2 separate regions of the Homo sapiens genome follow, and region 1 is linked to region 2. Evidence: chromatin loops called from intact Hi-C (ENCODE). Cell type or tissue: mammary epithelial cell. All regions are shown on one strand. Each heading gives the region's core, and the rest is flanking DNA. Links, peaks and the distances in the headings are about the cores only.

Region 1 (15,451 bases), core at 3,735-11,734, 350 kb before region 2:
CTGCCTTTCCAGTGTTGTTTCCTTACATAAACCATGTCTTAGTCAAATGAATTTACTTGCTGACTCATTATTTCCTACCTCTGCATGTGCACATTAATGGTATTTCTACTTGAAATAGCCATGTCATTTAGCAACTACATATCCCCTGGTATGAAAAACACTGTATTTCATACCAGGGGATATGAATAAGAAACTGTCCCTGCCTTCAAGGATCTTAGTGTCTGCCAATAAGAGACAAATATGAAAATGTGTAAGTGCATTAAAGTGTTAATGGTGCTGTGGGTAGAGTATGTGTAAGCTATAGTGGGACCCAACAGAAAGTGGTGATCGATTCTACTTAGAGAGATGTTAAGTAGGGAAGATTGAAGAGGCTTCCCAATGTGCTTAAATATGAGCTTGGCACACAATTTTACTTTTTAAAATTATCCTTTCTTATCTCACCTTTCTAGAGTTGATATTATTAGCTCTGTGGAACGATTTGGCTAGCTTTTTCCTTTTCTCCTCTCTGTAACAGTACCAAAAGGAATTGATACTTGAAAGTTTGATAAAACTTACCTGTAAAACTTCCTGGGTGTGACGTCTTTTAAGGAGGGTAGATTTTTTTCATTACTGATTCCATTTTTAAAGGGTTGTTTTTTTCCTTTTTTTTCCACAATTGGTGTTTATAGAAAATTATTCATTTTATGCATTTGAATATTTTTTCATAAAGTTGTATGCAAATTTCTACATGATTCTTTATTCACCACTGATTGTATAATTTCCTCCCTTTTGATCTTATTAAGATATATAATTCATTTTTTTCTCAAGAGCTTTTGTTTTAGGAATTGGCCCTTTTAGTTATTCTAGCAACTGGAAAAATTTGTAAAGATTTCTTTTTTAGAGCTTCATGTGAAAGTCATTATGCAAAAAGTATAATCTTGTAGAAGAAATTTCTAGGGCATTAATTGTTTTTCTTGTGTGTGTGTGTGTGTGAAGACATAATCTTTAAATACGAAGTATAGAATTTTTTTTAGAATATCGTGAACCAAAAGTACCAGTCTATTAAAGTAGTATTCAGGCATATTCCTTTAATTTTTTTTTTTTTTCAGTAGCAGCCAAGGGACTTCTTGGACTAATCATCAGAATAAAGATACAATATGCTCTTAAACCCTAAAATTCAAACTAAAAAAAGAAAACAGCCTTGTAGAGAAGAAATTTAATCATTGGATCTACTATAGAATTTTTAAAAAGCATTTACCATCTAGGTTCTATCAGAAAAGATAAGCTTTTATTTGGACAATGGCAGGATCCTAGAGCAGTAGTTCCTAGCTTTGACAACACATTAAGATCACCTACAGAGCTTTTAAAAGAGGCCCACCCAGACCAGTTACATCAGAATCTCTGGAGGGGAGGGAGTATCAGTATCTTTTACAGGTTCCCTAGGCGATTTTCGTGGGCATCCAAGTTGAGAACCACTGCTATACAGCAAACTTAAAAAAAATGTTTTTTAAGCCATCTTTTTTACATAACAGACCATGAAAAGGATAAAGCCCACATACTGAACCAAATGCGAGTTTTAACAGTAGATTCTAAGTAGAAAATTGGCTTACCAAGCAGCTGAAAACAAAACAAAACAAAGGAAACATAGAAATAAGCTCTCTGTGACTGAATTATGTGATTTTCAGAGGAGAAACATTTTTAAATTATTTTATGGATATTAGAAAACTGCTGGTCTAATTTCACACCACAGAACTCTAAACAACAGTCCACACATATATTTTAGACGTAGTCTCGCTCTGTCACCAGGCTGGAGTCCAGTGGCGCAATCTCAGCTCACTGCAATCTCCGCCTCCCAGGTTCAAGTGATTATCCTGCCCCAGCCTCCCAAGTAGCTGAGACTACAGGCATGCACCACCACGCCCAGCTAGTTTTTGTATTTTTAGTAGAGACAGGGTTTCAACATGTTGGCCAGGATGGTCTCGATCTCTTGACCTCATGATCTGCCCGCCTCGGCCTCCCAAAGTGCTGGGATTACAGGCATGAGCCACCACGCCCAGCCCAACAGTCCATATCTTAATTAGAAGAACAGAACAGAGAGAATTATGTAGTCTAAGAAAAAATTCTTTTGAAAAATATACAGTAAATAGTACAGAAAAAAATTTTGTCAGTAAATTCATTTAAAAATATTAATATATTTTAATGTTCTCTATGTAGATCATCACATATAACATGGTAGTTGTTTTCATTTGAATTTCCACATACTCTTTCTTTTATTTTTCAACTTATTTTAGAATTGGGAGGTACTTGTGCAGGCTTGTTAACAAAGGTATATTGCAGGTTGCTGTGGTTTGGGGTATGATCGAAACCATCACCCAGGTAGTGAGCATAGTACCCAGTAGGTAGTTTTTTAGTCCTTGTCCTCCTCCCTCTCTCCCTGCTCTACTATTAGTCCCCACTGTATATTGTTTCCCTCTTTATGTCCGTGTATACCCAGTGTTTAGCTCCCACTTATAAGAGAGAACTGTTGTATTTACCTTTCTGTTCCTGCATTAATTCACTTAGTGGCCTCCAGCTGTATCCCTGTTGCTAGAAAGGACATACTTTTGTTCTTTTTTATGGCTGCATAGTATTTCATGGTGTGTGTGTGTGTGTGTGTGTGTGTGTGTGTGTGTGTGTGTGTGTGTATAACATTTTCTTTATCCAGTCCACCATTCGATGGGCACCTGGGTGGATTCCATGTTTTTGCTATTGTGAATAGCACTGCAGTGAATTTACAGGTGCACACGTCCTTTTGGTAGAATGATTTATTTTCTTTTCAGTGTATACCCAGTAATAGGATGGCTAGGTCGAATGGTAGTTCAACTCTTAGTTCTTTGAGAAATTTCCAGACTGCACTCCACAGTGGCTGGACTAATTTACATACCCACCAACAGTGTGTAAGTATCCCTTTTTTTCTGCAGCGTCACCAATTTCTGTTATTTTTTGACTTTTAACAAAAGCCATTCTGACTGGTGTGAGATGGTATCTCATTTTGGTTTTGATTTGCATTTCTCTGATGATTAGTGATTATGAGCATTCTTTCATATGTTTGTTGGCGATTTGTATGTCTTCTTTTGAGAAATTCATGTCCTTTGCCCGCTTTTTATAGAGGTTATTTGTTTTTTGCTTCTTGATTTGTTTATGTTCCTTATAGATCCTATGTATTAGACCTTTGTTGGATGCACAGTTTACAAATATTTTCTCTCATTCTGTAGGTTGTCTGTTTACTCTCTTTATAGTGTTTCTTGCTGTGTAGAAGCTCTTTAGTTTAATTAGGCCCCTCTTAATTTGTGTTTTTCTTGTATTTGCTTTTGAGGACTTTACCATAAATTCTTTGCTAAGACTGATATTGAGAAGGGTGTTTCCTAGGTTTCCTTGTAGGATATTTATAGTTTGAGGTCTTACCTTTAAGTTTTTTAAGTGAATTAATTTTTGTTTAATTTAATCGTGAATTAATTTTTGTTTATGCTGATAGGAGGGGTTCCAGTTTCATTCTTCTGCACATGAATAGCCAGCTATCCTAACACTATTTATTGAATAGGGAGTGTTTTCCCCATTGCTTATTTTTGTCAAGTTTGTTGAAGAACAAGATGGTTGTAGGTGTGTGACTTTTTTTCTGGGTTCTCTATTCTGTTCCATCTCTAGGTTGCTTTGGGCATTATGGCCATTTTAACAAGAATGATTCTTCCAATCTCTGAGCATGGAATGTTTTTCCATTTATTTGTGTTGTCTCTGATTTCTTTCAGCAGTATTTCGTAGTTCTTATTGCAGAGATCTTTTACCTCCCTTGTTAGCTGTCTTCTTAGGCATTTTATTCTTTTTGTGGCTATTGTGAATGGGATTGCAATCTTGATTTGGACATTACTGGTGTAGAAAAATCTTGCGTGATTACCCTGGCAAGGACTTCCAGTACTATATTGAACAGGAGTGGTGAGAGTAGGCATCCTTGTCTTGTTCCAGTTTTCAAGGAGAATGCTCCCAACTTTTGCTCATTCAGTATGATGTTGGCTGTGGGTTTGAAATAGATGGCTTTTATTATGTTGAGGTATGTTCCTTCGATACCGAGTTTGTTGGGTGTTGTGAAAGGATGTTGGATTGTATTGAAAGCCTTTTCTGCATCTATTGAGGTAATCATGTGGTTTTGTCTTTAGTTCTGTTTATGTGACAAATCACATTTATCGATTTGTGTATGTTGAACCAACCTTGCATCCCAGGGATAAAACCTACTTGATTGTGGTGAATTAACTTTTTGATGTACTGCTGGATTTGGTTTTCTAGTGTTTTGTTGAGGATTTTTGCATCTGTGTTCATCAGGGATATTGGCCTGAAGTTTTCTTTTTTTGTTGTGTCTCTGCCAGATTTTGGTATCAGGATGATGCTGGCTTCGTAGAATGAGTTAGGGAGGAGTCCCTCCTCCTCAATTTTTTTTTTTTTTTGGAATAGTTTCAATAGGATTGGTACCAGTTCTTCTTTTTACGTCTGGTAGAATTCGGCTGTGAATCCATCTGGTCCAAGGCTTTTTTTGGTTGGTAGGATTTTTATTACTGATTCAATTTCGGAACACATTATTGGTCTGTTCAGGTTTTCACTTTCTTTCTGGTTCAATCTTGAGGGGTTGTGTGTTTCCAGGAATGTATCTATTTCCTACAGATTTTCTAAGTTTTATGCATGGTGATGTTCATAATAGTCTCTAAGGATCTTTTGCATTCCTCTGGGATCAGTTGTAATGTCATCTTTGTCATTTCTGATTCTGCTTATTTGGATCTTCTTTCTTTTTGTCTTATTAATCTAGCTAGCACTCTATTAATCTTGTTTATTCTCTCAGAAAACAACTTTTGGTCTCATTGATCTTTTGTATGGATTTTTGTGTTTCAATTTTGTTCTGTTCTCTGATTTTGGCTTTCTTTTCTACTGCTACCTTTGGGGTTCATTTGTTATTTTTTTACTAGTTCCTCTAGGTGCAATGTTAGATTGTTAATTTGAGAGCTTTCTAACTTCGTGATGTAGGCATTTACTGCGGGAAATTTTCCTCTTAACATTCCTTTCACCCAGAGATTTTGTATGTTGTGTCTCTGTTTTCGTTGATTTCAAAAAATTTTAAAATTTCTGCCTTAATTTCATTGTTTACTCAAAAGTCATTCAGGAGTAAGTTGTTTAATTTCCATGTAATTTTGTGGTTTTGGGAGAACTTTTGGTATTGATTTCTATTTTTATTGCAATGTAGTCCAAGTGTATAGTTGGTATGATTTTGATTTTTAAAAAAATTTATTGATACTTGCTTTATGGCTAAGGAGGTTGTCAGTTTTTCAGTGTGTCCCTTGTGCAGATGAGAAGAATGTATGTTCTGTGGTTGTTGGGTGGAGTATTCTCTTATATGTCTATCAGGTCCAATTGGTCAAGTGTTGCAATTTAGTCCAGAACTTCATTTTTAATTTTCTGCCTTGATGATCTGTCACATGCTATCAGTGGGTTGTTGAAGTCTCTCTATTATTGTGCGGCTAAGTCTTTCACATAGGTCAAGAAGAATTTGTTTTATGAATGTGGGTGCTCCAGTGTTGGATGCATATATATTTAGGATAGTTAGATCATCTTGTTGAATCGAACCTTTTTTTATTGTTATTATGTAATACCCTTCTTTGTCCTTCTCGACTATTGTTAAAGTCTGTTTTATCTGATGTAAGAATAGTGGCCCCGGCTCTTTTTTGATTTCTGTTTGCATGATAGATCTTTCTCCATAGTTTCTTTCCCCTTTCATAGATCTTTCTCCTTAATTTGAGCTTGTGGGTGTTGTTAAATGTGAATTGGCTCTCTTAAAGACAATAAACACTTGGACCTTGTCTTTTTATTCAACTTGCAACTCCATGCCTTTTAAGTGGGATGTCAGGACCATTTACATTCAAAGTTAATACTGATATGTGAGATTTTGATGCTGTCATTGTGTTACTAGCTGGTTGTTTTGTAGATGATGTTTAGTTGCTTTTGATGTGTAGTTGCTTTATAGTATTTGTGGGCTATGTGCTTACTTGTGTTTTTGTGGTAGCAGGTATTGTTCTTTTGTTTCTATGTTTAGCACTCCCTTAAGGACCTCTTGTAAGGCTGGTGTACTGGTAATGAATTCCCTTAGCATTACTTGTTTGAAAAGGATTTTATTTCTTCTTCACTTATGAAGCTTAGTTTGGTGAGATATGAAATTCTTGGTTGGAATTTCTTTTCTTTAAAGTTGCTGAAAATAGGCCCCTAACCTATTTCTTCTGCCATTTGTTTTGTTTTGTTTTTTTTTGAGACAGAGTCTCACTCTGTCACCTAGGCTGGAGTGCAGTGATGTGATCTTGGCTCACTGCAACCTCCGCTTAAACTGGGTTCAAGCGATTCCCCTGCCTCAGACTCCTGAGTAGCTGGGACTACAGGTGTGCGCCACCACGCCCAGCTAATTTTTGTAATTTTTAGTAGAAATGGGGTTTCACCATATTGGCCAGGCTGGTCTCGAACTCCTGACCTCATGATCCGCCTGCCTCGGCCTCCCAAGAGTGCTGGGATTACAGGCGTGAGCCACCATGCCCGGCCTCCTCTTTTGCCTTTTAAGTTTCTGCTGAGAGGTCTGTTGCTAGCCTGACGTAGTTCCCTTTGTAAGTGACCTGACCCTTCTGTCTAGGCCCCATTAAGATTTTTTCTTTGATGTTGACTTTGGGCAATCTGAAGAGTATGTGCCTTGGGGATGGTTGTCTTTTATAGTATCTTGCATGGGTTCTCTGTATTTCTTGAATTTGCATATCAGTCTCTCTAGGGAGATTGGGAATGTTTTCTTGGACTGTATTCTCAAATATGTTTTCCAAGTTGCTTACTCTCTCTTCTTCCCTCTGAGAAATGCCAGTGAGTCATAGGTTTGATTTCTTTACATAATCCCATATTTTGTAGAGGTTTTACTCATTTTTAAAAATTCTTTTAAAAATTGTTTGTCTTACTGAGTTGATTTGAACTGGTCTTTGAGTTCTGAGATTCTTTTCCTAGTTTAGTCTATTATGTTGTTAATGCTTCCAATTGTATTTTGAAATTCTTGTAGTGAATTTTTCAGTTTCAGAAGTTTAGTTTGGTTGTTTCTTAAAATGGCTGTTTTATCTTTCTACTCTTGAATCATTTTACTGGATTCACTGGGTTCTATTGGGTTTCAACTTTCTGCTGAATCTTGATGAGCTTCATTGCCACCCAGATTCTGAATTCTATGTCTGCCATTTCTGTTGCTTCAATCTGGTAAAGAACTGTTGCTAGGGAGCTAGTGTACTTGTTTGGAGGTAGGGGGACACTCTGACTTTTGAATCACCAAAGTTCTTGTGCGGATCCTTTCTCATCTGAGCGGGCTGGTATTGTCTTTTTGGATTTGCTGTCGTTGAATGGGGCTTTTTGTTTTTATATAATTTATTTCCCTTGAGTTTTTAACTGTGGTTCAAGTTGAGTATAGTCAATAGGCTTTGTTTCTGGATGCTTTCAGAAGGCCAAGTGTCTGCACAGGATCTTCATGTGTGGCTAGATTCTTGCTCTCGGTTTCACAAGCTATGTATACTGGAAGAGTATTTTTTGTGTTGTAATTTAGGCTGCAATCCAGTAGATGGCGCTTAAGAGTAATGACTGGCAGATAAGTTCTTAGCCACGTGGCTCTTGTATTTCAGCACATTCGCAGCATCTCTCTGTGGTGTAGGGGGAAAGATAAGCCCCTCGCCAGATCCATTCCCGGGCCTTGGGGATCCCCCTCCGATCACTCGCACCGCGCCCAATACCTTTGTTAGGTATTCTAGGCCTCAGGCTTTCTTAGATAGGGGCTGTGGCTGGCAGACAGGCTATACCCTTCCCAGATAACCCTGTGGAGGGAGGCATGCCCCAGGCCCACACCAGCCCACGAATACCCATGTTTCACTCTTCTGAGTGTTCTGAAAGTGGGAGCTCTTCCCCCGCTTACATGCTGGCCACAGATCTCAGCTTGGCTCCCCTGAGCTGTGTGCTGTAACCCTGGGGGATTGGGACTGGGCCTGCAGCTTCGCTCTCTGGCCCCTGGTTTGGGTACCGGCCATATTGGGGCAGTCAAAGTGCTCCAAGGCCACCAGCAAAGCACTCAGGCTGGGCAGTGGAGGCTGTGCTATGTACACACTCTTGCAGGAGTGGCCAAGCGGGGCCTTGGGAGGGGCTGGTGGACAACGAGGGTGTGAAGAACAGTCATGCCTCAGTCTTATGAGAAAGACAGTCCTCTTCTCTCCTGGCTCAGTGGTCAGTTGGGGGATAGAACTACCTGGAGGAAAATGGAGAACCTATGACCACATTTTGCTGCAGCTGCCCCACTTACAAGGGCTGACGCACACCCCCTCTCCCACCCCCGCCCCCAACACACACCGCGCGCCTCCCTGGGCTCCATGCTGGCTGAAGCTTTGTCTCTGCTTACTCTCTGGGCAGATACCCCTGCCAATTCAAACGTGTATGGGGGTTGTGGGATCTCTTGTAGCTAGAATCCCAGAGGTAAGCGGCGAGAGAGCGTTCCCCTGCCATCACTTCACTCACCCCTTCCTTAGGAGCTGTTCAGGGCCAGGATTGCTGTCCTGGTGCTCAGCAGTCCTATGCAGGGTTCCTAGTTTCTTCCATCTTCAGCTTCGTGTCTATATCCCTCTCTATTGAATGTCAGTGTTTTTTCTCTGAAGATCTGTTCCAAGTACCTTGGCTTACTCAATATTTTCGTCTCTCTCAGTGGTAGAGGTACGTCCTGGCTGTGTCTAGTTGGCCATCTTATCCCTCATTAATCTCCACATACTTTTAATATTTCTTTTTGGAAAGTTATTACCATCCTCCTAGAACTAGTATTTTATTCATTTGCTTTGTCACCTAATTCATTTGTCAACAAACACCTTCAGCTTGAACCAACTTTTATCAGTAATGTGAACCAGTATCAATCACGTGATGGCAACTTATTCTGCCCTTTAGTATCTAAGCAGGTACTTTAACTTTTCAGATGTGTAGACTTGATAATGCTTTCTGAGTATGGTGGTAATTTCATGATCTCTTACTCAGAACAGGTCCTTGAATTTGTTTACCAAATTAACCAAAAATATATAAGCAGAGCTATTAAACCTTAAAATATGTTGTCAGGGAAACATAACATTATGAAAACAATTTTCCCATAAGAAGAAAAAACTAATTTTCCAGGGATTTTTCAAGAGCAGTAACTTATGGGAAAGTAATAATGTAACCAACTATTAATGTAATTTGTCACAATAGGCATTCAGAAGGCATTATAAATGCATCCAACTGTAAAGGCAAAATACTTAAGAAACCTGTCTTCCCCAAAAATGCATATACTGTGTTAGCTTTCAACCAGTGACAAAGATATTCTGCTTTAGGGATGGCAATTTTTAAAGAAACCTCTTTATTATAAAATAAAGCACACATAAAACCACACAAAATAAATGCATAGTTTAATGAGCTATTACAAAGGAAACACTCCTGAAACCACCACCCAAGTGAGGAAATAGAACTGTGCAGGCACCCAGAAGTACCTCCATGTGCTCTGTCATGATCTTAACCTCTTCCCTGTCCTCCAAAGTAACTACTATCATGACTTTTTATCACTTTCTTGTATACCCATATAGCTTTTATCACCGAGTGTGCATCCCCAGAAACCATAGTTTAATATTAGCCACTTAAGACATTTTAATGTATATCTTAAATCTCTTTTAATGTAGAAGTCCCCCATCCATCCTTTCTTTTTCTGTAAAATTTGTCTGTTGAAACTGTAGTGTCCCACAGTCTGGATTTTATTGCTTGCATATTCATGTTTGGTTCAATATGTTTCTCTGTTATTTGAAAATTCCTCAAGTTAGTAGTCAGTTTTGGCAAGACTATATGAGATGGTGTGTCTTTCGTCAGGAGGCACATAATTTCATATTTTCTCTCAGTTCTTTCTCTTTTTTGATGTTAGCAGCTATTCAATGTTCAATGCCTAGATCCATTAATTCATTAGGGTTGCAAAATGGTAATATTATAATTATGTTATTTATTTTTCATTGATTACTTGGGATACTTCTATAAAGAGACACTTCCACTCAACTCCTATGTGTTTCCCAATGGTTGTACTTATATAGGGTAAACAGGACAAATGTCTGTTTATTTTCTATTTACCAGTTTTTGAGATAATGAATTGATTCTCTAGTACTTTCTGAAGGTGCCCTGTTAGCTTTTGTTTTTAAAATAGCATTATTAATTCATGAATTTTAATACATTTGATTTGATGGGGTCCTAAATTATAATTGTAATCCTTTGGAAGCTCAGATTGTCCCATCTTAGGCCAGTGGGAGGCTCTTCAGGTTGGCTGTTCTTTTTGTATGGCCTCAGCAGTCTTGGGTAGCTTCTCTGCTATCTGGTGTGATAGTATATTCCTTGTTTATCTTGTATATTTTCTGCCCCACACCTGGAATTAGTCATTTCTCCAAGACACTGTGGTTTCCTTTTTAATGGAAAATGGTATTTTACGCCTGAGTCAGGGTGTTAGGGATATTAGGCTGTTGTTTTTGGGTTGATTATTGTTTCTAGGTTTCTTCAGTAGAAAGAGTTGGAGATTTTATACATATACATATTCGTAATGAGTCCATGCCAACACTTACAACTCAAATTCAGGACTACAGAGTTTTTAATTTAACCTCTTCTGTATTACATTTATATCTCCTTCTTTCTGTATCAAAAATCCTAGTTTGTAGGGACACGGGATGAATAGGAATATCCCATAATTTCTCATTTACTTTAACCCACAGTACACACTTAACAGTTTCAAGATAATCATGCTATTACTACCACTACATGTAATGTTCTCTTTCTTTTAATCTTCATCTAGTTGTCTGTAGGTTTTGGGTTTTGCCCTTTAGTTTAACTGTCTGTTTTATGTGGGGACTTAGAGACATTAAAAATCTGTAGTACTCCTCGTGACAACTCTCCAGAATTAGGGATGCCGTGTTTATGGTCATGATGAACACCTTTAGTTTGAACCAACTTTTTGTGAAAGCTTAAGGCCTGTGTTTAGATTCACATTTTTGCATGTGGATGTCCAGCTGTTCCACCACTATTTCTTGAGAAGACTATCCTTTCTGCATTGAATTGCCTTTGCTACTTTGTCAAATATCAGTTGATTATATTTGTGTGGGTCTATTTCTGGGCTTTCTGTTCTGTTCCATTGATCTATTTGCCTGTTTTTTTAATGAAATAAAGTTTTTAATATATTGTGTTGACTGTTATAACAACTAGTTCTGTGGATTGGAGGATTTTATTAATATAAACATAATTTGTAACTTTCACATGCCCAAAAGTATGCATAAGAAAATGCTTATACTTACTAGTAAATATGTATGTTTTTCTAAACTTTTCTTTTTATTCTGGTAAGACATTTATATATTTATCCTGTATACAAATGACAGATTTCATTGAAAACGATTACAAATAAGAGAGGTATCCATTTGAAAACAATTGCTACTATTTTGTTTTTAATTGATAATTTGAATAAGTAAAGATGTAGAGCAATAGGGAACTCTCATTCACTATTATGGTAGAGTAAATCAGTAAACTTTAATGGAGAGCAGTTTAGCAATAGGTAATATAATTGAAGGTGAGTGTCCTACACTAAGAAAAACTGGCCCATGTGCACAAAGAGGCATGTACAATAGTGTTCATAGCATCACTGTAATAGTAAAAATACATTAGAAACAACTTAAATGCCTACCAACAGGAAAATGAAAACATCTTGTGGTGAATTCAGAGGGTGGAATGCTCTACAGCAGTTTAAATGACTGAACTAGAGCTATGTGATCATGTGAAATCTGAAAAGAATAAGTTGAGCAAAAAAATTACAGTATGACAAAATACAATAACATTTACATAAAATTTTAAAACATTCAGGATAATGCTATAACACATTGTTCTTGATTGATGATGAAGTAGTAGTATGCATAGGATTAAATACCAAATTCATAATAGTGTTGCATCTGGGGAGAGAGGCAAGGGAATAGGATTTGGCAGGCCTTAACTTTATCTATGATATTTCTTTCATTCTTTTTTTTTTTTTTTGAGATGGAGTTTCACTTCTGTTGCCCAGGCTGGAGTGCAATGGTGCCGTGTCGGCTCACCACAACCTCCACCTCCCGGGTTCAAGTGATTTTGCTGCCTCAGCCTCCCGAATAGCTGGGATTACAGGCATGTGCCACCATAGCCGGCTAATTTTTCTGTTTTTTTTTTTTTTTAAGTAAAGATGGGGTGTCTCTATGTTGGTCAGGCTGGTCCCAAACTCCTGACCTCAGGTGATCTGCCCACCTTGGCCTCCCCAAGTGTTGGGATTACAGGCGTGAGCCACCATGCCTGGCCAATATTTATTTCATTAAAAGAAATGAAGCAAAAGGATAGTATTTCATGAAACTGGTTTTCACATTTATCATATTATTCTGATTTTATGTGTTTTGAATGCATCATGGTAAAAAAGTAAAAATAAAGTGTACCTTTTAAAAAAGTAAAAATAAAGTGTACCTTTTAAAAAAGTAAAAATAAAGTATACCTTTTATCTCCTGTTTCTAAAAATTTCCACAAAGTAAGGAGGGAAATAGATTTCAGAAAAAAATTCTGCTGATAAGCTAAGAACTTTTGGTTGCTGCATAATATTTTAAATGATTGTAATAGCAAAAAATATGTAATAGCAAAAAATAATCGAAACATTAAATGTTTACCTACAGGAAAATGAAACATCTTGGTTACTTACTGGCACTTACTGGTGAAAGTTTTCAGTTCCAGAAAAGGCCACTCTTTAAGTAATTTTTTTTCCTGATTTATATATCAGGTGACCTTAAAAGGATTATAATAGATATATTCCATACCTGAAACATGAAACATGAGGATCTTAAGCCTATCTCTGACTATTGTTTTTCTGCTTTTTGTGTTTTCCTGATTTTAAATATCTTCCAGAGATTGGCGTCAATCATGTTGACTGATTATTTTTCTTCCATCTTTGATGGCATTTGGATCAATTCTAACTACATTTTTCAAATGTAGCTTTTTAAAAATGAAAATGAATCATTTCAGTGATGCATTTTTCAGCAGGTTTCAACCTTAAATAAGACAATGTATGACTGATTTATAGTTGGCTGAAACAATCACTTTAAGATACACTTAAGGGGCCGGGCGCAGTGGCTCACACCTGTAATCCCAGCACTTTGGGAGGCCAAGGCCAGTGGATCATGAGGTCAGGAGTTCAAGACCAGCCTGGCCAAGATGATGAAACCCCGTCTTTACTAAAAATACAAAAATTAGCTGGGCATGGTGGTGGGTGCCTGTAATCCCAGCTACTCGGGAGGCTGAGGCAGAGAATTGCTTGAACCCGGGAGGTGGAGGTTGCAGTGAGCCAAGATCACAGCACTGCACCCCAACCTGGGTGACACAGTGAGACTCCATCTCAAAAAACAAAAACAAAAACAAAAGATACACTGAAGGATAAACTACTACCTTGTTCATCTTTGAAATTGGGAAATCCCAGGACTTTTAGGGACTCTTTATCTTTTCTACTCTTTGTTAGTTTGAATTTTTCAGTTCTCACCATTTCTTTCTTTACCACACAGTTTTCTTTAAAAGCAAAAAAACAAACAAGAAAAACAAAACACTGGACGCTGGCCATCCGTTTCTTGTGTAACAGTCTTCCCTCCCTGGCCATTTTTAATACTGCGTAGCCTGTGGTTTAGCTAACTCACTGCCTGTGTTTCTGTGCTTTTCTTCTTTGTCCTACCCTATTGCCTTAGAATTAAAACAGAGATATTTTCCTTTAGATTTTTAGACTTTCATCAGACTTTTCACCTCATAAAAGTTTTTTCTTCTTCCTTTAATTATCTATACTGTTTTTCCCCTTCTTACTGTTTGCCTTTTCACCATGCCTTTGTTAGAACTTTTTACCCTGTTCGTTATCACAGGCATTCTCTTTTGAATTCTAATGACCAGTTCCTGAAATCCCCAACATGTATTTTAAGACTCTTTAGTTATTAGATTTCAGAATTCACCAAGTCTAGGAAGTACCTGAAGACAGGATTAAGACCAAGAACCCAGTAAGTGAAGGAATTCTTGATCATGAGGTTTGTTGATAACAATAAGCATGCCTCATGGAAGATGGGAGTAGACTTCAAATTAATCTTGATAGATTACACTAATGTCACCAACCACTATCCTATCTTTTTGGATTCTTCTTTCTCCTTTGTGCTTTTGTTCAGATCGTTGTCATTTAGCATTTCTCCCTTCATTACACACCATATATTTCGTTCTTTTTTCTTAGCATCATATCTTGGACTTGGTCATCTCTTGACTAGTAATTCAACCTAAGCTGATTTTGGGAGAAAAACCAGCTGCATGAATATAAGATGAGAGATGTCTTAGTATGGACAAGTTTGGATTTTTAAAAGTCTGGTTTTTTCTAGGTATTTTCAATAACTACATAATTCTATTTGATGTTTTCACCTTCTTATTTGCAAGGATCTGCTAACAGAAAGTCTTATAGCTAGGAAATATATTCACATATTTTTGTCTTTATATAGTTCTTTAGTCAACAGAGTATACTCTAATAACTTTAAAGCTGCTAAAATGCAGGTATTTGCACTTTATCATCTTGGTCTATCACATTAGCATTTTCCTAGAAGAACTGAATGAATTTTCTTCTATTGATTGCCATATTTTATCTGAGCCCATTTTTATTGATGATTGTCCATTTCTCCCTACTTTTTAAATACAAAATGTCTTATTTCAAAATTTTAATTGAAATTCCAATCTACTTTTTCTTTCAATTAAAAATATTACTATAATTTAATATATAAATATATATTAATATTAATATAATTTAATATAATATAATTTGATGTCATTTCAGTCTTCTTGATCAACTTAAACTTTTGCACCAAGGGTCTGTGCTGTGTGAATCAAATTATTTATAAACATTTCCCTGTGCAGATTTATTATCTCTATATGCTTATTCTTGTTTCTTGTTTATTATAGTACATGATACCTTTATCATAGCAGTATACAAATTTATTATTTTCATAGACATTATTTTCATTATTTCATAGACATAGAAACAGAAATATTTCATTCTAATAATATTGGTTATCTTTAAAAATCACATTGTTAAGTATGAATAAAAATAAATTTAAAATTATGAAATTAAAGATGAAATGTATATTTTATTTGAAATGTATTCCATCAATAGTGTTTTATTGAGCTACTACCATATGCCAACTACAGGGTTAAATTTCATAAATCAATTAAATGAGTTTAATATTAACTTCCAAGCTACATCCTTACTATGTTTAAAACAGTTTGCACTATATAAATATCAGCCATAAATTCTAAATAACCAAATATGGATTTTATTTAGTGTCTGTGTTTTTCATTC
Region 2 (15,451 bases), core at 4,409-12,408:
CCTAAAACTTAAAGTATAATAATAATAAAATAAAATAAAAAAAGAAAACAAAGATGTCTCAACTCTTAAATGGTGAGAGAAGTAATGAGCCATTTAATTAAACACACTTACAATTTCTTTCCTGGCTGGAGCATCTCCCCTCAAAACAACTGCATTTAGGATAACTTAAACTTTATGTTCCCCTTTGTGAGTCCTGGAGTAGAAATAACATGGTCCTGTCATTAACATTTGGTAGAATTATCTATTTTGCTATCCTGGGAGAGACAAGCTATGATTTTACTTAACTCAACAGGAAGGATCCTGGGACCAACAACCTGAAGTGTCCACACTCACATTCCTTTACCTGCATTTGATCTTGGTGAATTTCAATAATGTTTTTCACATATTATTGGTACTGTGGATCATTTACCACTGATGATCAGAGTTTCACAGTAGCCAAGAGGTTTTCTCCACTTAGGCAGTTTTGCTACCTTTAAATTTTTAGGAGATATGATTTCTAGCTTGGACACATGTGCCTCAAAAGTACAATCACTTTTAGAAGCAGCTGCTCTTATTGACAAACATTCCAAATAATGTTTTGGAGAATTTGGTGAATGGAATGACCCTACATTTCTCAGATAAACTCACCATGCTAATAATGCTAATCCTATGGATGGATTCAGGACATGGAGCTGCCATAGTCACTATTTCCTTCTCATTTTCTTCTAGCAAATCTGTATATGAGAATGATAACCAACCCCATGCCTAAATTCCCATAAAATCAGCCACCTTTTCCTTCAGAGACAGTGTGATGATGATGTCACCTTGTACAAAGTTAAGGTCTTATCAGCAGTATGTGAAAAAATCGATTTTATGTTTTTTCATCATGTTCAGTCCAGTTACAACAGAAACCAGTCACTGTTAACAAGGATAATTTGAAGTATTTGTGGATTATTTATCCTTTCTCAACCCTCTGGAACTGTTAACATGCTGTTAAACTTATCAGTCAAAGATCTGGTATATGTTCTGGCTAAAGGAGCTGGGTACTTTCAATGGAGAGGTAGGGTGGACATAAGTGTGTAGTATGCTTTTGATCTAATTATGTTGTTTCTATTACTGATGAAGGTTGATGCGTTCTAGATATTGAGAGAGAGACTAAAGTCTTTATTTTTGCCTATCATATTCATTCATTATTTTTTCTGGTTCTTTGATATTATCATCACAGATTGTTTGCCACCAAGGCAATGTGAAATTAAGTAATTCTGCACACCGTGAGTGATGATAATGTATGTAATTCATAAAACTACAATGTTTGTCAGCCAAAAAACAGACTCCCTTGTTCTTCAAGTGGAACTTCTTTGAAAACTTCTGTAATAAATTTCTGGACTTCACTTGAGCAACAAGTAATGGTTTCCAACAAATACATGGAAACTAAAAAACTGCCTCCTGAATGACATGTGGATAACAACAAAATTATGGCAGATATGAAAAAATGCTTTGAAACAAATGAAAATAGAGACACAATGTACCAAAACCTCTGTGATGTGGCAAAAGCAGTGTTAAGAGAAAAGTTTATAGCACTGAATGCTTATGTCAAAAAGATAGAAAGATCTCAAATTAACAACCTAACCTCACACCTAAAGGAACTAAAAAAAACAAAGACAAACTAAACCCAGAGTTAGCAGAAGAAAAGAAATAACTAAAATCAGAGCAGAACTAAATGGAGACCCAAAAAAAACATGCAAACGATCAATGAAATGAAAAATTGGTTATTTGAAACAATAAACTAGACAGATCACTAGCCAGATTAACAAAGAAAAAAAGAGGGCGTATCCAAATAATTACAGTTAGAATGACAAAGGAGTTATTACTACCAAGCTCATAGAAATACAGAAGACCCTCAGAGAGTACTATTAACATCTCTATGCACACAAACTAGCAAATCTAGAGGAAACTGATACATTCCTGGAAACACACAACCTTCCAAGATTGAATCAGGAAGAAACAAAAATTCTGAACAGACCAATAACAAGTCATGGAACTGGATCAGTAATTTTTCTAAAAACATACCAATCAAACAAAGCCCTGGACCAGATGGATTCACAGCTGAATTCTACTAGACATACAAAGAAGAGCTGGTACTGACCCTACTGAAACTATTACAAAAATTCAAGGAGGAAGAACTCCTCCAATAACATTCAAGCTGAGAACCAAATCAAGAACACAATCCCATTTATAATAGCCACAGGAAAAAAAGTACCTTGGAATACATCTAGCCAAGGAGGTGAAGCAACTCTGTAAGGAAGACTACAAAGCACTGATGAAAGAAATCAGAGACAACATTAACAAATAGAAAAGCATTCCATGCTCATGAGTTGGAAAAATCAATATGATTCAAATGTCCGTACTGCTCAAATTAATATACAGATTCAATGCTTTCCTATCTAATTACCAGTAACATTTTTCCTAGAATTAGAAAAACTACTTAAAATTCATATGGAACCAAAAAATTAGACCAAATAGCCAAGGTAATCTTAAGCAAAAAGAATAAAGCCAAAGGTATCACATTACCTGACTTCAAACAATACTACAAGGCTACAGTAACCTAAACAGCATAGTACTGGTATAAAAATATACACATAGACCAATGAAACAGAATAGAGACCCCTGAAAGAAAGTCACACACCTAAACCAACTGATCTTCAACAAAGTTGACAAAAATAAACAATGAGGAAAAAATACCTTCTTCAAGAAATAGTGCTAGGAAAACTGGCTAACCACACGCAGAAGAAAGAAATATTGGACTCCTGCTTCTTACCATGTATAAACATTAACTCAAGATGAATTAAAGACTTAAATGTAAGACCTGAAACTATAAAAAATCCTAGAAGACAACCAAGAAATACTCTTCTAAACAGTGGCCTAGGCAAAAAATGTATGATGAAGATCCCCAAAGCAAATGCCACAAAATAAAAAATAAACAAACAGGACTTAATTAAACTAAAGCGCTTCTGCACAGCAAAAGAAACTATGAACAGAGTAAACAGACAACCTACAGAATGGGAGAAAATATTTGCAAACTATGGATCCAACAACAGACTAATATCCAGAGTCTATAAGGAACTTAAATCAATAAGAGAAAAACAAAAATCCCATTAAAAAATGGGCAAAGGATATAGACACTTCTCAAAAGAAGACATACAGCAGCCAACAAACATATAAAAAATGTTCAACATCACTAATCATCAGAGAGATGCAAATCATAACCACAATGAGATACCACCAGTCAGAATGGCTATTATGAAAAAAATTTTAAAGTAACAGATAGGCCAGGTACGGTGGCTCACGCCTGTAATCCTAGCACTTTGGGAGGCCGAGGTGGGTGGATCATGAGGTCAGGAGTTCGAGACAAGCCTGGCCAATATGGTGAAACCCCGTCTCTACTAAAAATACAGAAATTAGCCAGGTATGGTGGCAGATGCCTGTAGTCCCAGCTATTCAGGAGGCTGAGGCAAAAGAATCACTTGAACCCAGGAGGCAGAGGTTGCAGTGAACTGATATCACGCCACCGCACTCCAGTCTGGGCGACAGAGTGAGACTCCGTCTCAAAATAAATAAATAAATGAAAAATACCAGATATTGGTGAGGTTGAGAAGAAATTCCTGTGGCAGGAATGCAAATTATTAATAGTTCAGCCCCTGTGGAAAACAGTTTGGAGATTTCTCAAAGAACTAAAAATAGAATTACCATTCAACCCAACAATTCCATTACTGGGTATATACCCAAAGGAAAATAGATCATTCTACCAAAAAGATACCTGCACTCACATGTTTATCACAACACTATTCAAAATAGCAAAGACATGGAATCAACCCAAGTGCCTATCAATGGTGGATTGGATAAAGAAAATGTGGTACATATACACCATGGAATGCTATGCAGTCATCAACAAGAATGAAATCATGTCCTTTGCAGCAACATGGATGCAGCTGGAGGCCATTATGTTAAGAGGACTAACACAGAAAAAAAGCCAAGTAAGGCAGGTTCTTACTTGTAAGTGGGAGCTAAACACTGGGTACACATGGACACAAAGATAGGAACAACAGACATTGTGGACTCCAAAAGTGGGGAGGGAGGGAGGGAAAGGAACAAGGGCTGAAAAACTGCCTATCAGGTAGTATGCTCAATACTTGGGCAATGGGATCATTAGAAGCCCAAACCTCAGCATCACTCAATATATCCACAAAATAAACCTGCACATGTACCCCCTGAAACTAAAATTTTTAAAATGTAATGGTTTCCACCTATTTCATTGATTTGTTTTCTTTGTGTTCTTTTGTGTGTTTCACTGATATTTCTATCTGATCATCAATTTTCCTTCAGATTTCTCCAAAGAATCTAATTTATTTATATGTCCATTTTAGTACATTTTTAGAGATGCATTCATATATTTTTCATTGAATGCGCTGTCTCCTCTAATTTGCATATAATCCCGTTATGAAAATTATTTGAACTATTAACAGAAGAAAAATTTTACCAGTATTATCAACATAGGAAACCTAGGGTTTACTTATTTTGGCCACTCCATCTTCCTGCCACTTTTAGGTTGATATACAATATAGTTTTGCATATTAGTTTTCCATAATTTTTTTCATAACTTTTCCTAGGTTTATTAAATTTCACAGCTCAGGGTTGAATTATTCCATAACCTTCTGGTAGAACAGACATGCTTACAAATAATAGCAAGACATATGCAACTCAAAGTTCTCTAGGTGACCAAAGGCTGCCTAGATCCTACTGTAAATGGAACACATTACAGACATTCTTGTCTTTATCTTCAAAGTGCAACCCACAGAATCTAATATGCCTACAGGGGTTATATTTTAAACAAGTGAGTTCAGCAATTTCCAAAGGAATCCACAATGAAATTGTTTGGGGAAATAATGCATCTTCCTCTAGTAAATTGAAAAATATTCATTGACACATTAAAGGCCATGAAAAATCATGCAATTAGGAGAAAAAGAAAACTATTTTAATTCAACCTTAGACTATTCCCTGCCCCCCATGGGTATTCTGTTAACATGTCAAAAACTAGTTCATCACAAAACACAATCTGGGAAGTCCTGATTTCATCTGAAAATCAAAATCGTTTTTAAAATTATTCTCAATGGGGCAGCATCCCCTAAGAAAAGGATTTATTTTCTATGGAAAATAAAATTTTTTTGTCTTAAAAATTTGGTGGTGATGGCTGGGCACAGTGGCTCAAGCCTGTAATCCCAGCACTTTGGGAGGCGAAGGTGGGCAGATCACTTGAGCCCAGGAGTTCGAGACTAGCCTGGACAACATGGTGAAACCCCATCTCTATAAAATAAAATTTAAAAAAAAATTAAAAAAAAAAATTTGGTGAGGAGCCAGGCATGGTGGTTCATGCCTGAAATCCCAGCACTTTGAGAGGCTGAGGGGGACAGATCACTTGAGCCCATGAGTTTGAGATCAGCCTGGGCAACATGACAAAACCCTGTCTCTACAAAAAATACAAAAATTAGCCAGGCATGGTGTCATGCGCCTGTAGTCCCAGCTACTCAGAGGATCGCTCGGGCTTGGGAGGTCAAGGCTACAGTGAGCCATAATCACACCACTGCACTCCAGCCTGGGCAACAGAGTGAGACCCTGTCTCAACAACAACAACAACAACAACAACAAAATAATAATTTAAAAAATACAGGCCGGGCACGGTGGCTCACGCCTGAAATCCCAGCACTTTGGGAGGCCGAGGCAGGAGGATCACGAGGTCAGGAGATCAAGACCATCCTGGCTAACATGGTGAAACCGCGTCTCTACTAAAAATACAAAAAATTAGCTGGGTGTGGTGGCGGGTGCCTGGAGTCCCAGCTACTCGGGTGGCTGAGACAGGAGAATGGCGTGAACCCAGGAGGCGGAGCTTGCAGTGAGCCAAGATCGAGCCACTGCACTCCAGCCTGGGTGACAGAGCAAGACTCTGTCTCAAAAAAAATGAAAAACGAATCTGGTAGGGGCATTTTTGGTTGCTACAATCACAATAATCAGTTGCTACTGATATTTAATGAGCAGTAAGCAAGTGGGCAGGAAGTGGTAACTACACAGAACAAAGAATAGTCTCATCACTTTCAACTCCTGATGGATGGTCATATAAGGGAAAAACGTGTTTATAATTATGTGAGCTTAGACTCTCCATGTTACATATAAACACAATATATTCTTGTACAGCATTGATATGTGCTGAATTTTTCAGGAATGAAAAGTTTGGAACTTTGTAGTTATTCACCATTTCAGAAAATCACACTACTGAAAGAAACACTACTCATTATACTCATTATATTTTAAACATCAATACAACTTACCTCAATCAGTTTGTATACATAGTTGTCTATTTCATGGTGATTCTGTGTACAAACATCTGACTACTTCATTGGGACTTCCAGTGTGGTCATGCCTAAGCATTTACATATAGAAATATCTAATATTTTATTATAAAACAGTTTCCTTTATTGCTTCTTAGTGTGATTTCAGGCATTCTATTTTATTTTTATATTAGATATATAAATAGGTTGTATTGTCCATACATTTTTTTCAGGATAATAAAGTGATTGTTACAAAGTATTTAATTTTAAAAAGGGGGTTGTTCATCCCATTAAGATTGAGAATCACTGTTCTATACGGAACCTTTGGTTTCCTAAAGGTGAGGATTTGAATTAGGACAACTTATGACTGACCAAAAACCTGATTAAATTAAATTGACCCACAAAAATGGTATGGTTAAGGTAGGTATTGGAAGATACTGTATGTTTAAAATAAAACAACTTATCAGCAAGCCATTTCTATGTACCTAGCATTTGATTACACTGGAGCAAACACAAAGAGGTATAACATAGGTCTGCCTGCCTTCACGGAACTTACAGGGTGCTAAAGAAAACAGGCAATAGGAAAAACAAAGAATTACACGTCAGTCACTTTCTAAACATTTGTGAAATAAATGTTCATAATTCCTTCAGCTGTGCATTCTATAATTAAATGGACAGCATCAGCAAGGTGTGTTCACCATGGCAAAGAGGAGACCAGCCTAATACCAAGGGGTTAGGGGCAGGGTGACGTTAGATCCTGGGAGGGACCAGTGAGAGAGAGATGACCGAACTAGATAATGAAACCTTGAAAGCACAGGAGCCTGAACTTAAAGCAATGGACAAAATGAAGCCCCTATAAACTTCTAGGGAAAGTAATAAAGGTGAATTACTTACTGGGAGTCAACTAAACCTCTTTACATTATATTTTTAAAATTTAAATTTAAATTATATTATTGAGAGTAATATATATGACAGACACACTTATGGAGAGAAAGACAGATACAAATGACCTTGGGTAGTTGGGGAAAGGAGTCTGACACACAAAAATGAATTAAGCTTTAGATTTGATGAAATTGAGATAATCAGTCTGAACAGACTGCTTTAAAAGTCAACATAGAAGTAATAGCTGAATCTTTCACCAGAATGAATGAGCTCAGGAAGAAAATGAACATGGCGAAGGAAAGAGGTAGAAAACAGGGCCTTGGGAAACACCCACAGGCTAGGGAACCAAAAGAAGGGCTGGCAAAGCAGCCAAAGAAGGCAAATATGACTTTCCATTCAAATGTTAAAACAATGAAAAGCTTTAGTCTTGCCAGGGGGGTTGCAGAAACTAAAAACATGATAAACCAATCATCTTTTAAGATTTAAGAAAGGTTATGGACCACAGAATCATGATTGTTTACCAATATGTTATGACAGAAATTCCTAAACTTTTAGGTTGATATCAAAGATTATAGCCCTGTATATAAATAACACATACATCCATGAGGGAGGCTATTCTAAAAGGAAGACATACTACCTACAGAAAACAAATCCAGTTATATATAGGTGAGTCAAATGGCTCATAGATACTATTATAAACTCAGAAAATAACAGTAAGCAAAAATGAGCTATAAATTCATCATCAATCATCACTGAAAGTTGCATTACCACAGGATTACTCTGACTCAATCTAATAGGCAAAGAAATTGCCTAAAGGGCAGTATAGCTTTGAGCATAAATTTAGTTGTATGCAATAGCAGAAGCAACTGCAACATAAATCCCTACATTCTTCACAAATTATCCTTTATTTTCTATGTTCATGTGTGAACTGAAGCTATTTATATTAAATGTCTCAACCTTATGAATCCACCTCTAGCAGTTAATTATTAACAGAATAATTAACTGTTTTAGCAGTTAATTATTAACAGAAATTAACGTGCCATCATGACTAAACATTCCCAAGATTAAATGCTAACTACAGTTGCCATCTAAGAATGTGAAGAACTCTACAAATAGGATATCCTGTGTCCCAGTTTGCCTGGGACAGTCAGTTTATACCTGCTTTTCAGGAAGGATCATTAATAGTACCCCCTTTCACTCTTAAAGTATGGATGGTAAATCACATGGACCCTATATCGATGAAGACAAGCACACAGGAAATTATTATTTTCTACTTCATGTTTATTCCTAATTTACAAAAATATCTGTCATATCCTATGAACATCCATTATAGTTGCTAGTACTCATAGAATGCTGCTCATACTTTCAGAAACTAGCCCTGAAACAGCTAGGGACTGCCTCCTAGTGGTGGGGTGAGTCTCGGATGTCCCTGACCCCTTGACAAAACAACATTTTGTCAAGCCTAGTGAGGTTCTCCCATACCTACCAATCAGCTTCGAAGGGCTCTTTCCATCCCATACTTTTCCCTCTTGTGCTTAATAAGCTCTTATGTTTCCTCATTCAAACCAAGCTAATGAGAAGTGTATCCCAAATATGACTTTCTCCACAGATGGAAATTTTTACTTTATAGAAAAAAATAGGCTTGATTTCCTGTAAGATCAGGAACAAATCAGGGGTGCCTGCTTTTGTCACTTCTATTCAAAAAGTACTGGATTTCTAGCCAGAGCAATTAGGGAGGAAAAAGAAAATTACAGGCATTCAAGTTGGAAAGGAAGAAGTAAAACTATCTCTGTTTGCAGATGAAATGATCTTCTGTATTAGTCTGTTTTCATACTGCTACAAAGAACTGCCTGAGACTGAGTAATCTATAGAAGAAAGAGGTTTAATGGACTCACAGTTCAGCATGGCTGGGGAAGTGTCAGGAAACTTACAATCATGGCAGAAGGTGAAGGGGAAAAAAGGCACCTTCTTCACAAGGTGGCAGGAAGGAGGAGTGCCTAGTGAACGGGGAAGAGCCCCTGATAAAACCATCAGATCTTATCAGAACTCACCCACTATCTCCAGAACAGCATGGGGGAAACTGTCCCCATGATTCACTGACCTTCACTTGGTTTCTCCCTTGAAACATGGGGACTGTGGGGATTACAATTCAAAATGAAACTTGGGTGGAGACACAAAGCCTAACCATATCATCTTCTATGTAGAAAAAACCCTAAAGGATCCACATAAAACCCAGGCATGGTGGTTCATGCCTGTAATCCCAATACTTTGGATGGCCAAGGTGAGAGGATCACTTGAAACCAGGAGTTCAAGATCAGCCTGGGCAACATAGTGAGACCCCATCTCTACAAAAAAAAAAAAAAATTTTCAACCTGTCAGAGCTAATAAACAAATTATGCAAAGTTACAGGATACAAGATCAACACACACAAAAATCAGCTGCATTTCTACAGATTAGGAGGAAACAATACAAGAAAGAAGAAAATAATTTCATTTATAACATTATCAAAAAGAATAAAATGCAACCATTAGGAAGACTATTATTAAAAAAACAGAAAACAATAAGTGTTGCTCAGGATGTGTAGAAATTGAAACCCCTGTACACTGTTGGTGGGAATGTAAAATGGTATAGCTGCTCTGGATAACAGTACAGTGGTTCCTCAAAAAATTAAAAATTAAATTACCATATGAACCAGAAATTCTACTTCTAGGTACGTACACAAAAGAATTAAAGCAGAATCTCAAACAGATATTTGCTGTTATACACTAAATTGTGTCCTCCTCAAAATTTACATGTTGAAGTCCTAACCCTCAGTACACCTCAGAATATGTCTCTATATTTGGAGACAATACATTTAAAAAGGTAATTACGGTTAAATGAGGTCACATGGATGGGACTTAATCCAATATGACTGGTGATCTTAGAAGAGGAGACACCAGAGATGTGTCCACATAGTGAGAACATGACCATCTGCAAGCCAAGGAGACAGGCCTCAGGAAAAACTGACCCCGACAACACCTTGATCTCAGACTTCTAGCCTCTAGAACTGTGAGAAAATTAATTGCTGTTGTTTAAGCCACCCAGACTGTGGCATTTTGTTATGCTGCTCCTAGTGAACTAATACATTTGTACACTCATGTTCAGAGCAGGATTATTCGGAATAGCTAAAAAGTGCAGGCAACCCAAGTGTCATCTACCAGTGATACATATATTGTTTATCTCATATATATATCATATATATATCATATATATATATACCCACACAATAGAATATTATTCAGCTTTAAAAAGGAATAAAATTCGGCCGGGTGCGGTGGCTCACACCTATAATCCCAGCACTTTGGAAGGCCAAGGCAGGTGGATCACGAGGTCAGGAGATCAAGATCATCCTGGCTAACATGGTGAAACCCTGTCTCTACTTAAAATACAAAAAAAAAATTAGCCAGGCGTGGTGGCGGGTACCTGTAGTCCTAGCTACTTGGGAGGCTGAGGCAGAAGAATAGCGTGAATCCAGGAGGCGGAGCTTGCAGTGAGCCGAAATCGCGCCACTGCACTCCAGCCTGGGCGACAGAGCGAGACTCCATCTCAAAAAAAAAAAAAAGAAAAAAAAAGGAATAAAATTCTGACACATGCTACAACATAGATGAACCTTGAGGACATTATGTTAAGTGAAATAAGCCAGTCACACAAAGACAAATATTTTATGGTGCCACTTATATGAGGTAATTAGAGGATTCAAATTCCTAGAGACAGGAAGTAGAAGGGTGTGTGCCACAGGCTGGGGGAGGAAAAATGGAGAGTGGTTGTTTCATAGATACAGAGTTTGTTTTGACAGATGAAAGGAGTTCTGGAGACTGGTTGTACAACAACGTGAATACCTAAATTGAACTGCACACTTAAAAAATGGCTAAGATGGTTAATGTTATATGTATTTTACCATAATTAAAATTTGGTTTAAAAAATAAAATACTGAGGAATCAATTTAGCAAAGGAGGTGCAAGACTTGTACACTGAAAACTACAAAATTTTGCTGAAAGAAATTAAGGAAAACATAAATAAATGGAAAGACATCCAATGTTCATGAGTTGGAAGACTTAATACTGCTAAGATAATACCACCCAAAGCAATACACAGATTCAATTCAAAGACCCAATAGCATTTTTTGCAGAAATAGAAAAGTCCATCCTAAAATTTATATGAAATTCCAAAGGTCCCAGAAGAGCAAAAACAATCTTGAAAAAAAATGACAAAGTTGGAGGACTTGCACATTCTGATTTCAAAAGCTACAAATATGCCTTAAATATACACAATAAAATTTATTTTTTAAATGCTATAAATAATGGAAAAAGTATAGTACTGGCATAAAGACATACATAAAGACCAATGCGATAGACAGCCTAGAAATAAACCTTAGAGCACCTTGTCAAATGATTTTTGACAAGGATGCCAAGACCATTCAATTGGTAAAAGACAGTCTTTTTCAACAAATGGTGCTGGAAAACCTGGATATCCACATGCAAAAGAATGAAGTTCTCTTACTTTACACCACATACAAAAATTAACTCAAAATGGATCAAAGACCTAAATATAAGACCTAAAATTACAAAACTCTTAGGAAAAAAAAAGGGAGAAATCATCATGACACTGAATTTAGCAATAATTTATTGGATATGATACCAAAAGCACAGCCAACAAACTAAACAAATAGATAAATTGAACTACTTCAAAATATACTCTCAGCAGAGTGAAACAGCAACCAACAGAATGGGAGAAAATATTTCCAAATCATATATCTGATAAGGACTTAATATCCTGAACACATACAGAATTCCTACAATTCAACAACATAAAAACAAACAATCTGACTTTTAAAATGGACACAGGACTTAAATAAACCTTTCTCCAAAGAAAATATACACATGGCCAACAGGCACATGAAAAAGATGCTCACCATTACTAATCATTAGGAAGATGAAAGTCAAAATCACAATGAGATACCACTTCCTACCCATTAGGATGACTATTATTAAAAGGAAAAAAACAAGTGTCAGCAAGGACGTGGAGAAACAGGAACACCTGTGCATTGCTGGGGCGGGGGGAATGTAAAATGGTACAGCTGCTATGGAAAATATGACGGTCCCTCAAAAAATTAAAAATAGAATTACCACATATTCCAGCAATTCCACTTTTGCGTATATACCCGAAAGAATTCAAAGCAGAGGCTTGAACAGACATTTGTACACCCATGTTCACACCAGCATTATTCACAACAGCTAAAAGGAAGACACAACCCAAGTGTCCAACAAAGGATAAATAAACAAAATGTATATATGTATACAATAGAATATTCAGCCTTAAAAGGAAGAAAATTCTGACACACGCCACATGAATGAATCTTGAAGACATTATGCTAAGTGAAATAAACCAGACACAAAGGGATAAATATTGTATGATTTCACTTACATGAGAATCTAAAATAGGTAAATTCACAGAAAGGGAAAGTATATTAAGGGTTTCTAGACTCTGGAGGAAGGGGAAAATTACAGTTCATTGTTTAATGACACAGAGGTTCTGTTTGGAATAATGAAAAAAAAATTGGAAACAGACAGGGGTGATGGTGGCACAATATTGTGAATGTAATTAACACCACTAAATTGTACACTTAAAATGGCTAAAAGGGGCCAGGCACAGTGGCTCACGCCTGTAATCCCAGCACTTGGGGAGGCCAGGGTGGGCAGATCACCTGAGGGCAGAAGTTCGAGACAAGCCTAGCCAACATGGTGAAACCCCATCTCTACTACAAACACAAAAATTACCCAGGCATGGTGGTGTGCACCTGTAGTCCCAGCTACTCAGGAGGCTGAGGCCAGAGAATCACTTGAACCCAGGGGGCGGAGGTTGCAGTGAGCCATGATTGCGCCACTGCACTCCAGCCTGGATAGCAGAGTGAGACTTTGTCTCAAAAAAAAAAAAAAGGCTAAAATGACAAATCTGTATTTATATATATTTCACTAAAATAAAAAAAGAATTTAAAAAGGCATGAATTTAGGCTTTTATTTGGATTGATATGATGAAATGTGAATAATCTGAATTCACTCATCCATTTAGTAATTCTTATTTTTTTTTATTTTTATTTTTTTGAGAACAGGTTTTGCTCTGTCACCCAGGCTGGAGTGCAGTGGCATAATCACAGCTCACTGCAACTCTGAACTTCCGGGCTTAAGCAATCCCCCCATTTCAGTCTCCTGAATAGCTAGGACTACGAGCACACACACCACACTTAGCTGATTTTTGAAAATATTTTTGTGGAGATGGGGGTCTCACTACGTTGCCCAGGCTGGTCTTGAACTCCTGGCTTCAAGCAACCCTCCCATCACAGACTCCCAAAGTGGTGGGATTATAGGCATGAGCCACTGCCTCTGGACTCACTGGCATCCCATATAGCACATATTATGTTGTAGGCACTTTGCTAGACTCTAAAGTGATAAACAGACACTTATGGTAATGTTTTTGTTGTCGCTTTTTGAGACAGGGTCTTGCTCTGTTGCCCAGGCTGGAGTGCAATGGCACAATCTCAGCTTACTGCAGCCTCAACCTCCTAAACTCAAGCAATTCTCCCACCTCAGCCTCCTAAGCAGCTAGGACTATAGCGGGCACCACCATGCACAGCAACTTTTGTTTATTTTTTGTAGAGACTAAGTCTCACTATGTTGTTGCCCAGGTTGGTCCCGAACTCCTGGCCTCAAGAAATCCTCATGCCTCGGCCTCCCAAAGTGCTGGGATTACAGGCATGAGCCATTGCACCTGGGCTGTGATAATGTTTTCACAACATTAATAATCATTAACAGTTTTTGGGTTTTTAAAATTTCAACTTTTCTTTTAGATTCAAGCGGTATATGAGCAGGTTTGTTACTTGGGTATACTGAGTGATGCTGAGGTCTGGGATACAAATGATCCACCCAGGTAGTGAGCATAGTACCTAATAGTTTTTCAACCCTTGCCTTTCTCCCTCCCTCCTACCTCTAGTAGTCCTCAGTGTCTATTGTGCCATGTTTAGCTCCCACTTGTAAGTGAGAACACAATATTTGGGTTCCTCTTCCTATGTTAATTCACTTAGAATAATGGCCTCCAGCTGCATCTATGTTGCTGCACAGGACATGATTTCATTCCTTTTTGTTTTTGAGACAGAGTCTCGCTCTGTCTCCCAGGCGGGAGTGCAGTGGCGCGGTCTCGGCTCACTGCAAGCTCCGCCTCCCGGGTTCACGCCATTCTCCTGCCTCAGCCTCCCAAGTAGCTGGGACTACAGGTGCCCACCACCACACCTGGCTAAGTTTTTGTATTTTTAGTAGAGACGGGGTTTCACCATGTTAGCCAGGATGGTCTGGATCTCCTGACTTCATGATCTGCCTGCTTCGGCCTCCCAAAGTGCTGGGATTACAGGTGTGAGCCACCGCACCCGGCCGATTTCATCGTTTTTTATGGCTGCATAGTATTCCATGGTATATGCATACCACCGTTGATAGCCACCTAGGTTGATTCCATGCCTTTGCTTAATGATAGTTAACTGTTTTTGAACGTTCTTACATACTCCCAACAAACTTATGGGTTAATTTATATGATTATCCTCATTTTCCTGATGAAGAAACTGGAGGCTTACAGAGAATAGGCAACTTGCGAAAAGATCACTGCTCAACTATGTATTCTCAACCATTATTCTGCCAGCAAGTGTATTTGCTACTATGAGAGTACATTAGCAATGCAATTAAATTAGTCACCTAGGATTTTAGGGATGTCTAAGCAAAAATTTGAAAGCTAAGTAGGAATTTTGGTAGGGCAAAGGTTATAAGTTAAATAAGAAAATGTTTCTAGGCCAGGTGTGGGAGCTCACGCCTGTATTCCCAGCACTTTGAGAGGCCTAGGCGGGAGGATCACTTGAGGCCAGGAGTTCAAAACCACTCTGGGCAACACAGCGAGACCCTGTCTCTACAAACAATTTAAAACTTAGCCAGGCATGGTGGTGCATGCCTGTAGTCCCAGACAGTTAAGAGGCTAAGGTAGGCAGATCACCTGAGCCCAGGAGTTCAAGGCTACAGTGAGCCACGATTGCACCACTGTACTACAGCCTGGGTGACAAGGCGAGACCCTGTCTGAAAAAAAGAAAAGAAAAGAAAATGTTTCTAACAGTGGGCACAAAAAGCCTAGAAGAAAAG

Evidence for each region. Hi-C counts contacts between places; a loop is a spot of excess contacts. Peaks named below come from ENCODE experiments on the same cell type or tissue, not always from the same donor. Only the 100,000 strongest peaks of a DNase experiment are listed, where the experiment ranks them.
Region 1: a loop joins it to region 2, with 4 times the contacts of the local background. A loop is called at or near these places in 4 of 110 quality-filtered maps.

What each region holds. Positions count from the first base shown.
Region 1 is chr2:63,417,189-63,432,639 of GRCh38, reverse strand. The region is part of intron 9 of WDPCP (WD repeat containing planar cell polarity effector); the gene reads left to right. Among named protein-coding and RNA genes, the nearest start is that of WDPCP, 160 kb to the left of the region's middle. RefSeq lists an enhancer at 7,524-7,643. In mammary epithelial cell, for the core only: a CTCF peak has its summit at 7,622 (motif pointing right); no DNase peak of the experiment used is centred there.
Region 2 is chr2:63,072,255-63,087,705 of GRCh38, reverse strand. It overlaps the pseudogene LOC100420499. Among named protein-coding and RNA genes, the nearest start is that of OTX1, 29 kb to the right of the region's middle. RefSeq lists an enhancer at 8,458-8,752. In mammary epithelial cell, for the core only: a CTCF peak has its summit at 8,654 (motif pointing left); no DNase peak of the experiment used is centred there.